2 separate regions of the Homo sapiens genome follow, and region 2 is linked to region 1. Evidence: chromatin contacts called from ENCODE Hi-C or POLR2A ChIA-PET data. All regions are on one chromosome and are shown on one strand. Each heading gives the region's core, a stretch centred on a gene start or an enhancer-like site at or near the end of the contact. The rest is flanking DNA. Distances are from core to core; before and after follow the strand shown.

Region 1 (3,701 bases), core at 694-3,193:
AAATTTTTATAACTTCCAAAGTTATTATGAGCTGACCATAGTAATACTTCATCTTTGGCTAAGTTGAAATAGTACATTTGTTTCTGTAAAATTCTTTATGTAAATCGCAAATTTAGTCTCATGTAGTTACAAAATCTATATTCTAAATGAGTGTTTCCCAAAGTGGGAGGCTATCATGGTGGTATAGGAGATAGTTTTAGATGGCAGATAGGAAAATACTCCTTTTTAATAATTACATTTTAATTTTAATATTTTTTTAAAAACTTACAACTAGCACATCAAACCTGTGATTTTACAAATGCTGCTTAAGGTAAGGATAGTGTAGACTTGAGACAATTTAATGTGAAATATCAAGGAAGAATATCACAGGTGGTATGTAGTTATATCAGAAAACAAAGGTAGTATGCAAGTGGCTGCAATTTCGATAATACTGTTCTTGTCCCTGTAATTGGAAATATGTTCTTTAAACAACTTAGATAATTGACCCGAATTCTTTCCTTTAAACCTGAAAATCGAAGGTCCCAGAGCTAAGGTTTTTCCAGGAAGTTCTGTATAAAAAGATAGCCTGGTCCTTTTTCCATTCACACATAAGCAATAGACCACATGAGTTCTACAAAGGAAAGAGGAAAAGTACTGAGTGATTAGACCTGATTAGACCTCAGCAAACGAAAGAAAGGCAGATCACTGTGTGAATAAGAAAATTAATAACCACAGCCAAGCAGCTGGGGAGAACAGCTCTTCCAGGAAAAGACCTTAAGGGACGCTGGCCTACCAGGCAGAACTTGCCTGTTTGCAGCAGAATGTGGCTGGGGTATCTTCAGGGTTATTAAAAGTAACTGATAAGAATGGATGCCTTCAGAGCCTGGGAGATAGAGACTGTGTCAGTTGGTGAGTCTGGTATGTTACCAGCCAGCTTCTAAGAAATAATAAATGAAGATAGTAAAGTGTGCCCTTGATCTCTTGTCACTCTTTAGGGTTGCCACTCCTGGGCTCCAGGTTTTTCCTGATAGTGATCAGTGTCTACTTCCAGCAGACTAGAGCCAGGTGTCTGAGAAGAGAGGATCAAAAGGGACAAATGGAGTGGCTTATTACACATCATAGGCTCCAGATAACAGACAGATAAAAGGAGCTTTGGCATGGAGGTCTCCAAACTGGCAGACTGGGAAGAAGAAGAAATATGGCAAGGAGGGCCAAGACTAGGCTAACAGACAGTCAAATGGCTCATTGAACTCCTGCCAGTTCCTACATGCACTGCTGTCCTCTCAGAACCCATCAAAAGTTCCCGAACTCCAGCAAGTTGAGAGCTTTGATAGTGTAAAGATCAGCTCTGGGAAAGTTCTAAATCTCTTTCTTGGTGACTGCAAAGCCACACCATCCTCCTCATCCTTTTCTTTACCAACCTGTGTTTTAGCACACAACGGGCTGAGCCAGTTAGATGCTCCTCTCGAATGTCATCCCAAGATCACATAAACGCCATTGAGAGCACAACGAGGACAGAAATCAGGCTTGGTGTGACATTAGATCAGGAGGAGGACTTTGGAACTACTTGGTAACTTTCTTCTAAGCCGTTAGAATACTTACTGAACTTCAGTGCTTTTTATTAATTTAGGCGATAAGGCCATATTACTTCAAACCTTCTAAAGACAAAAAAAACAAATGCTGTGTGGTAAAGAGTCAGCCTGAAACTTGAACAAAATGAAAATCGCCCTCCACCTTTGAGCCAGGAAACCAAGCAGAAAGGAGAGATTTTTCTTTTCTTCTTGTTATAAGTTTTTCATTACCCTTCAAATTCTGAATGTTTTAAGTACTGAGATTGCTGTTTCAGTGAAGGATTCAGAGTCACTGTACAGACTTTCCAGGCTGCATCCAGGGCCTTGGCACTCAGAGGCGTCCCAGTTTCAGCTTGAATTGGGAGGCCTCTCTCAAGGAGAGTCTCATGGTGTGAGAATGTAACTATGCAACCTGGTATTTGAGCAGCCTGCCAAGCTGAGCCCTCCTTCCTTGCTGGGAGTGTCATAAGAACTCCAAGAGCCCAGGACACTGCTTGGCTTTGTGATTCATATGGAACAAAGCAGGCCTCCTGGCACCAAGCAGTGCATTCATGGATTCAGGTCTGATCTGGAGGAAAGAGTTTAATCCAGGCCAGAGGTCCCCAGCCTGCAGATGCAATTGGCGCCCTTACCAGGTGGTAGGTCCCCAACAAGCCAGTTATTTCTGAAGCATAGTCCCTACTGAGAGCCACATAAGAGAAGCAGCAAAAACGGGAAGAGACTGCTCCCCTCACGCTTCATTCTAAGCCTGTGGTAGGTGTAATAATCATCCCCAAAGATGGCCACATTCTAATCTCCAGAACCTGTGGATATGTTAAGTTTCATGGCGAGGGGAATTAAGGTTGCCAGTCAGCTGACAGGGAGATTACTCTGGCTTATTCAGGTGGGTCCAACATAATCACAAGGTCCTCAAAAGTGAAAGAGGGAGGCCAAGAGGAGGAGGTCAGAATGATGTCATGTAAGAAGGACTCGTCATGCCATTGCCAGCTTTGAAGATGGAGGAAGAAGGCTACAGCCCAAGAATGCAGGTGGCCTCTATGTAGGGGAAAAGCCATAGGAACAGATGCTCCTAGAGCCTCCAGAAATGAATGTAGCCCTGCACATACCCATCATTTTAGCCCACGAGACCCATGTCAGCTTCTGACTCACAGAACTGTGAGCTAATCAATTTTTTTTGTTTTTAGCTACTAAGTTTATATTAACTTGTTATGGCAATAGAAAACTGACATAAACTTATGTCAGCAATAGAAAACGAATATAAACTTATATCAGAAGGTAATAAAACCAGTAATAGTTGCCATTTCCTGATGGGTTGCTCTATGCCAGGAACTGTGTCAAGCACCTTGCAAATATTATCTCATTTACCCCTGACCCTTTGAGAGGAGATGTTATCCTGGTTTCATAGATTTGAAGCAGTGGTGCTCAGAGAGGGTGAGTAAACGTGCCCAGGGTTACACACCTAATGAGTGTCCAAGCTGGGATTCAAACCCAGGCCTGTCTGATCACCCCCCAAATCCTCCGGTCGCCTAACATACTGCTTCTTTTAGGGAGCTCTCTTTGTAGAGATTCCCTAATTTTGAGTTCTTACCATGGTATCGTCTCTTCAAATGAGCCCTTAGCCACTGAAAATACAAGCAATGCCCAAACAGCTGGAAAAGTGAACTCTGTCCTTCAGAGACAATGCAAAATGATTCACATTAAGAGGAAAAAGGGAATAGTTCTTGACTTGTCTCCCTCCCAGACCTGTTGCACATGGACCGTGCGAGTGGGCTTGCCCTCACCCCTTTTCTCATCACTGTTCTCAGACTTCAAGGAAAAGGTCCTTTCTTACACAGAGCTGGGCCAGTTGCCTCCTTGGCCTTCTTGCAAGTTTAGAAAAGGGATGCCCATTTGTGAATTCTGACTTATTGCAATTTTTGTATTGTTAGTTGAGGGAGGAGCCTGCAATGTCAAGATCACAGGTCAGGGGTGATGCTTCCCTTTAGTGAGCTAGGAATTCCAAGGCCACCAGATCTGCAGAGATTCTGCAGTCATTCAAAAACTTTTCTCTCCTGGTCTTGGCTAACCACTACATGGACCCTTAAGCAATTGCTAGAGGTTCTCTACCCAGAGCTTGGGGATCTGTAGGGCCTCCAGAGGCTGGGACCATGG
Region 2 (3,701 bases), core at 846-3,345, 69 kb after region 1:
TGATGGGACTACCTTTTAGAAAACAGATGGGAGAAGAGTTGGCAGAAACACATGTGGCTAAAAATAAGCAGTCTTCTCTTTGTCCCCAACCAGGATTTGAACAGAGACATGAATGTCTAACCTTTTGATTCTATTCCTTTTATTCCAGCGAGTCCCACCACTGTCACCCAGATGAGCTTGTCCAACCCGACCATGCTGAGGACTCACAGCCTCTCCAATGCTGATGGGCAGTATGATCCATACACTGACAGCCGCTTCCGGAATAGCTCCATGTCCCTGGATGAGAAGAGCAGAACCATGAGCCGTTCAGGCTCATTCCGGGATGGGTTTGAAGAAGGTAAGGAAGGAAAGGAAGAAGGTAAGGAAGGAAACTTCCATCTCCCAGGTTACTCAGTGTAGTTAAGGGTCCTCTATGCTAAGTTCACTTCCTTAACCTGAGAGCCCACCTATAAGTGCTCCCACCTCTCCCACCTACTCTGGGGGTCAGGGGTGGGGATCTCTGAAGAGTAAGGTCTGGCCTGACCCTTAATTAACCTTCCAGGCCTTTGAGGAAGAGGCTGCTTAAAAATCACTGGTGAACCATAGAGCTGACTGAGGTCCGCTTTAGGCTTCTCCCTCCTGGACTTGGGCCACAGCTTCTTGGCATGCGCCTCCACCTTGAGGCTCAGCCACCGGCTCACCATCTTGGCAGAGAGAACTACTGGAGAGTTCATTTCCCTGTGCTGACATGCCCCTGTAGCTCTGGGGGCCGGGCAGCCACGCCTTTCTGCTCTGCTCCAGAATTTTTCATCTCCTTTCTCAAGCACTGGGTTTTTAAGTGTATTGTTTTCAGTTATGCCCTTTTCTTTCTTTGGTTGCTAACTGAGAATATTTGGGGTTGGATTTTTATGTTTGGTTCATTTTAATCAGAATCATGGGAGAAAAGTTCTGTGGACAACTTTGTCAGCCGTCTTCACAGCTCACTTCATTTCTCTCTTCCTTTGTTCCATCACGCAAGGTATGAGTTAGGTGAGTAAGCAGTCAAAATTCTGTGGAGGATATCATCCCCACCCCATGAAGATGGGGCTGATGGGACATTGGCGGCAATGCTCATTAACCAATGATAAGAATAGGAGTCAGACTAGCAGAGTTTAAATTCCAGCTCCACTGCTTTTTAGGTATATGATTTTGATCAAGTTGCTTCACCTCTCTGTGCCTCTGTTTTTTCATGGATAAAATAGGAGTAATAATAGTATTCAGCTCATGGAATTATGAGAATTAAATGAGATAATACATATAAATGTTAACACAATAATGTTATTACATGTCATGGCCTGTAATAACACAGCCGTAAAGCTCTAATAACATAGCTGTAAAAACACAGCTTCAGCATTGACTTCCTGGCAGCTCAAAGTCCCCAGCCAGAGAGTGGGGAATCTTGGAGCAAACGGAGCCTAGTCTGAGGACTATACATCTGGTTGTCCCTTTGTTGCCATTGAAAAAGCAGAATGTGGAGGGTGAGTTATAGGTGCTTCCCGGTCCCCATATGAGTAGGGAAAAAGGGCCAGCATCCTCCCAGCATGAAAGAACAAACAAATTTGTGATTGTTTAGGAAGTTTCAAGTCAAAAGGGAGAGAAACACAAGGCACAGGATTCTGCTTTTGCCTAGTGTTCTTTTTAACAGAAGTTTTAAAGAATGTATTTACAGAGCAATTGCCCCCTGGTTTATTTTCTTGGTAACTTAATACTTTGCACCCTGATTTATGTATCATTTGCATACCATGACATTCAGTGAACAGGCACAAGTCTGTAAATCCATATATGGGAAGCTGCTGGGACCAAGGATTAAGGAGGGGAGAAGCCTGAGTCACTGAGGGGCATTTGTGAGATTTAAGAGCTAGAAATTAATGCTATAACTGCTCAGAACAGTGATAGTAGAGAATATATTGTGATCCTAAGGTGAAGGAAGTGGCAGTTTGTCTTGAACTTCTTTCTAGTCAGTGTACTGGCCAAGCATCGCCACAGAGCATTTCCCAACCTCCCCGGGAAGGATTTGCATATGGAGTTTGTCCCGCACTGTATTCCTCTTCTCTGCCATGTGTCTTCCTGAGTGAACCACGTCCAGTACTGAAACTTGTCCAAACAAGCACACTTCGCCTCATAAAGGTCCAGGACCATTACAGTATCGTCATCAGATAGCTTTTATTTATTCCATCTGGAATCAAGCTGGCAGACAGCACAACTGTGGAATATCTGGGATGTCAAAATGACATTGATAAAAAGTGCTTGCCCACAAGCAGTGTCTAGACTTTTGTAAACCTAATGATTCATGGTGACATGGAACTGAAGCACAGAGGTAAAAGTCAAACTTTAGGGGAATGGATAGGGACCGCTGTCAATACACTGTGAATACATAACATTATCATCTTTTGGAAAATATGGCATCAGATTGATTTTATTTCTTCTAAGGTTATTACATTCAAAAATAAAATAGAGTTTGTGTAATTAGGTTTTTAATTCCTTTCGTTGAAATTCCTTTTTTTGAATTTATTAACTCCCAGTATTGCAGGAGCAGTTGGAAGAAAATTGACATTTCATGTTTGGACCAAACAGAACCTCCTTGTAATAATCAGTTAGGTGTATTATACGCCATAAAGCAGAATAGAAATTTAGGAAGAAGTAGCACAAGTATTTGTGTGAGGTTTTTGTGCAATTTAATTAGCTCTTTCCACTTTGAAGGAGTTTTAGGAATTATAAATATGTAGATTAGGTACAGGCATGGCCAGATGCAGCCTTTCAAAGGTGTTTCAGGTAAATTACTTTCTATCAGATGCATTATGCGATCTTAAAGTCAACTTTAATAGCGTACATTTAAGGGGATGCTTGAAGCATTATTAAAATGGATTCTAGAGAAAAAAAAATCCCATGACTTCACCAATCATCACTAAGAGCTAATGCAGTGAAAAACACAGAAACCCTCCACCCTATCAATTTATATGGAATCCCCAGGAGCACAGAAGCTTATTAATCAAGAAAGCTTGTATTGCAGCATGCTTGTGTATCTAGGCCCTGAATTGCTGAAGTGGTTCAAATCCTGGCACCTCTACTGTTAGCAGTGTGATTCTGAGAAAGGACTTGACCTGCTCAGCCTGTTTCCTATTCACTGAAATGTGAAAAATAATTGTACCTGCTTTGGAAAATTGAAGTGAAGATTAGGTGAGATGAATCTTGGAAAGCATTTAACAAATAACTTTGAAAGGGGAGTATTGTAAGTGCTCACTCAATGGTAGCTATTGTTATAATTGTCATATTATAGCCTTCTCCCCAAGGGCCATTATCATCCTCATTTTTTTAATGGCCAAATTGAGGCAAAAGTGACTTGAAGACTTTATGCAGCCACAATGATGTCTTAAGCTTCTTGATTCCAGTCCCTCTTTCTTTTCACTCAATCCTACCTTGATATCTGACTCAGTTGGGTTTTTTTTTTTTAAACCTGTCTGAGGCAAGCTCTGATCTTTCATCAATGTCTTCTCTGTTTTGTGATGCTTCCTTTGCTGGTGGAGAGGCAGGGCAGTCCATTAGCCATCAGCACTGCATTTCATTCTTCTGACTCTTTCCACAGTACCCAATTGTGGAATGAGAAGTAGATCGTGATGCCTAGATCCACATTCTCTTTCTGCTCCTGACTAGCTGTGTGTCTGGCCACGTCACTTAACCATTCT

What was found. Hi-C counts contacts between places; a loop is a spot of excess contacts on that map. ChIA-PET counts read pairs that join two places held with the same protein, here RNA polymerase II (POLR2A). Pooled maps may share reads with other maps.
Region 2: a loop to region 1 is called in a map of psoas muscle, with 3 times the contacts of the local background. The contact joins two enhancer-like sites. A Hi-C loop is called at or near these places in 4 of 168 maps with a recorded cell type or tissue (Right ventricle myocardium inferior, gastrocnemius medialis, prostate gland and 1 more) and 2 of 50 pooled maps. POLR2A ChIA-PET finds 5 or more read pairs at or near these places in 5 of 52 experiments (AG04449, HepG2, MCF 10A and 2 more).

The regions. Positions count from the first base shown.
Region 1 is chr11:19,986,793-19,990,493 of GRCh38, forward strand. The region is part of intron 11 of NAV2 (neuron navigator 2); the gene reads left to right. Among named protein-coding and RNA genes, the nearest start is that of NAV2-AS3, 7.3 kb to the left of the region's middle. Within about 2 kb of position 1,944, at least 10 of the 41 ENCODE cell types and tissues checked have a DNase peak (open chromatin) inside an H3K27ac peak, as active enhancers do; they include gastrocnemius medialis and psoas muscle, where a contact is called at or near this core.
Region 2 is chr11:20,055,621-20,059,321 of GRCh38, forward strand. NAV2 (neuron navigator 2) reads left to right here. Exons shown (of 38, transcript NM_145117.5): 19 at 149-337. Among named protein-coding and RNA genes, the nearest start is that of NAV2-AS2, 8.2 kb to the left of the region's middle. Within about 2 kb of position 2,096, at least 10 of the 41 ENCODE cell types and tissues checked have a DNase peak (open chromatin) inside an H3K27ac peak, as active enhancers do; they include gastrocnemius medialis and psoas muscle, where a contact is called at or near this core.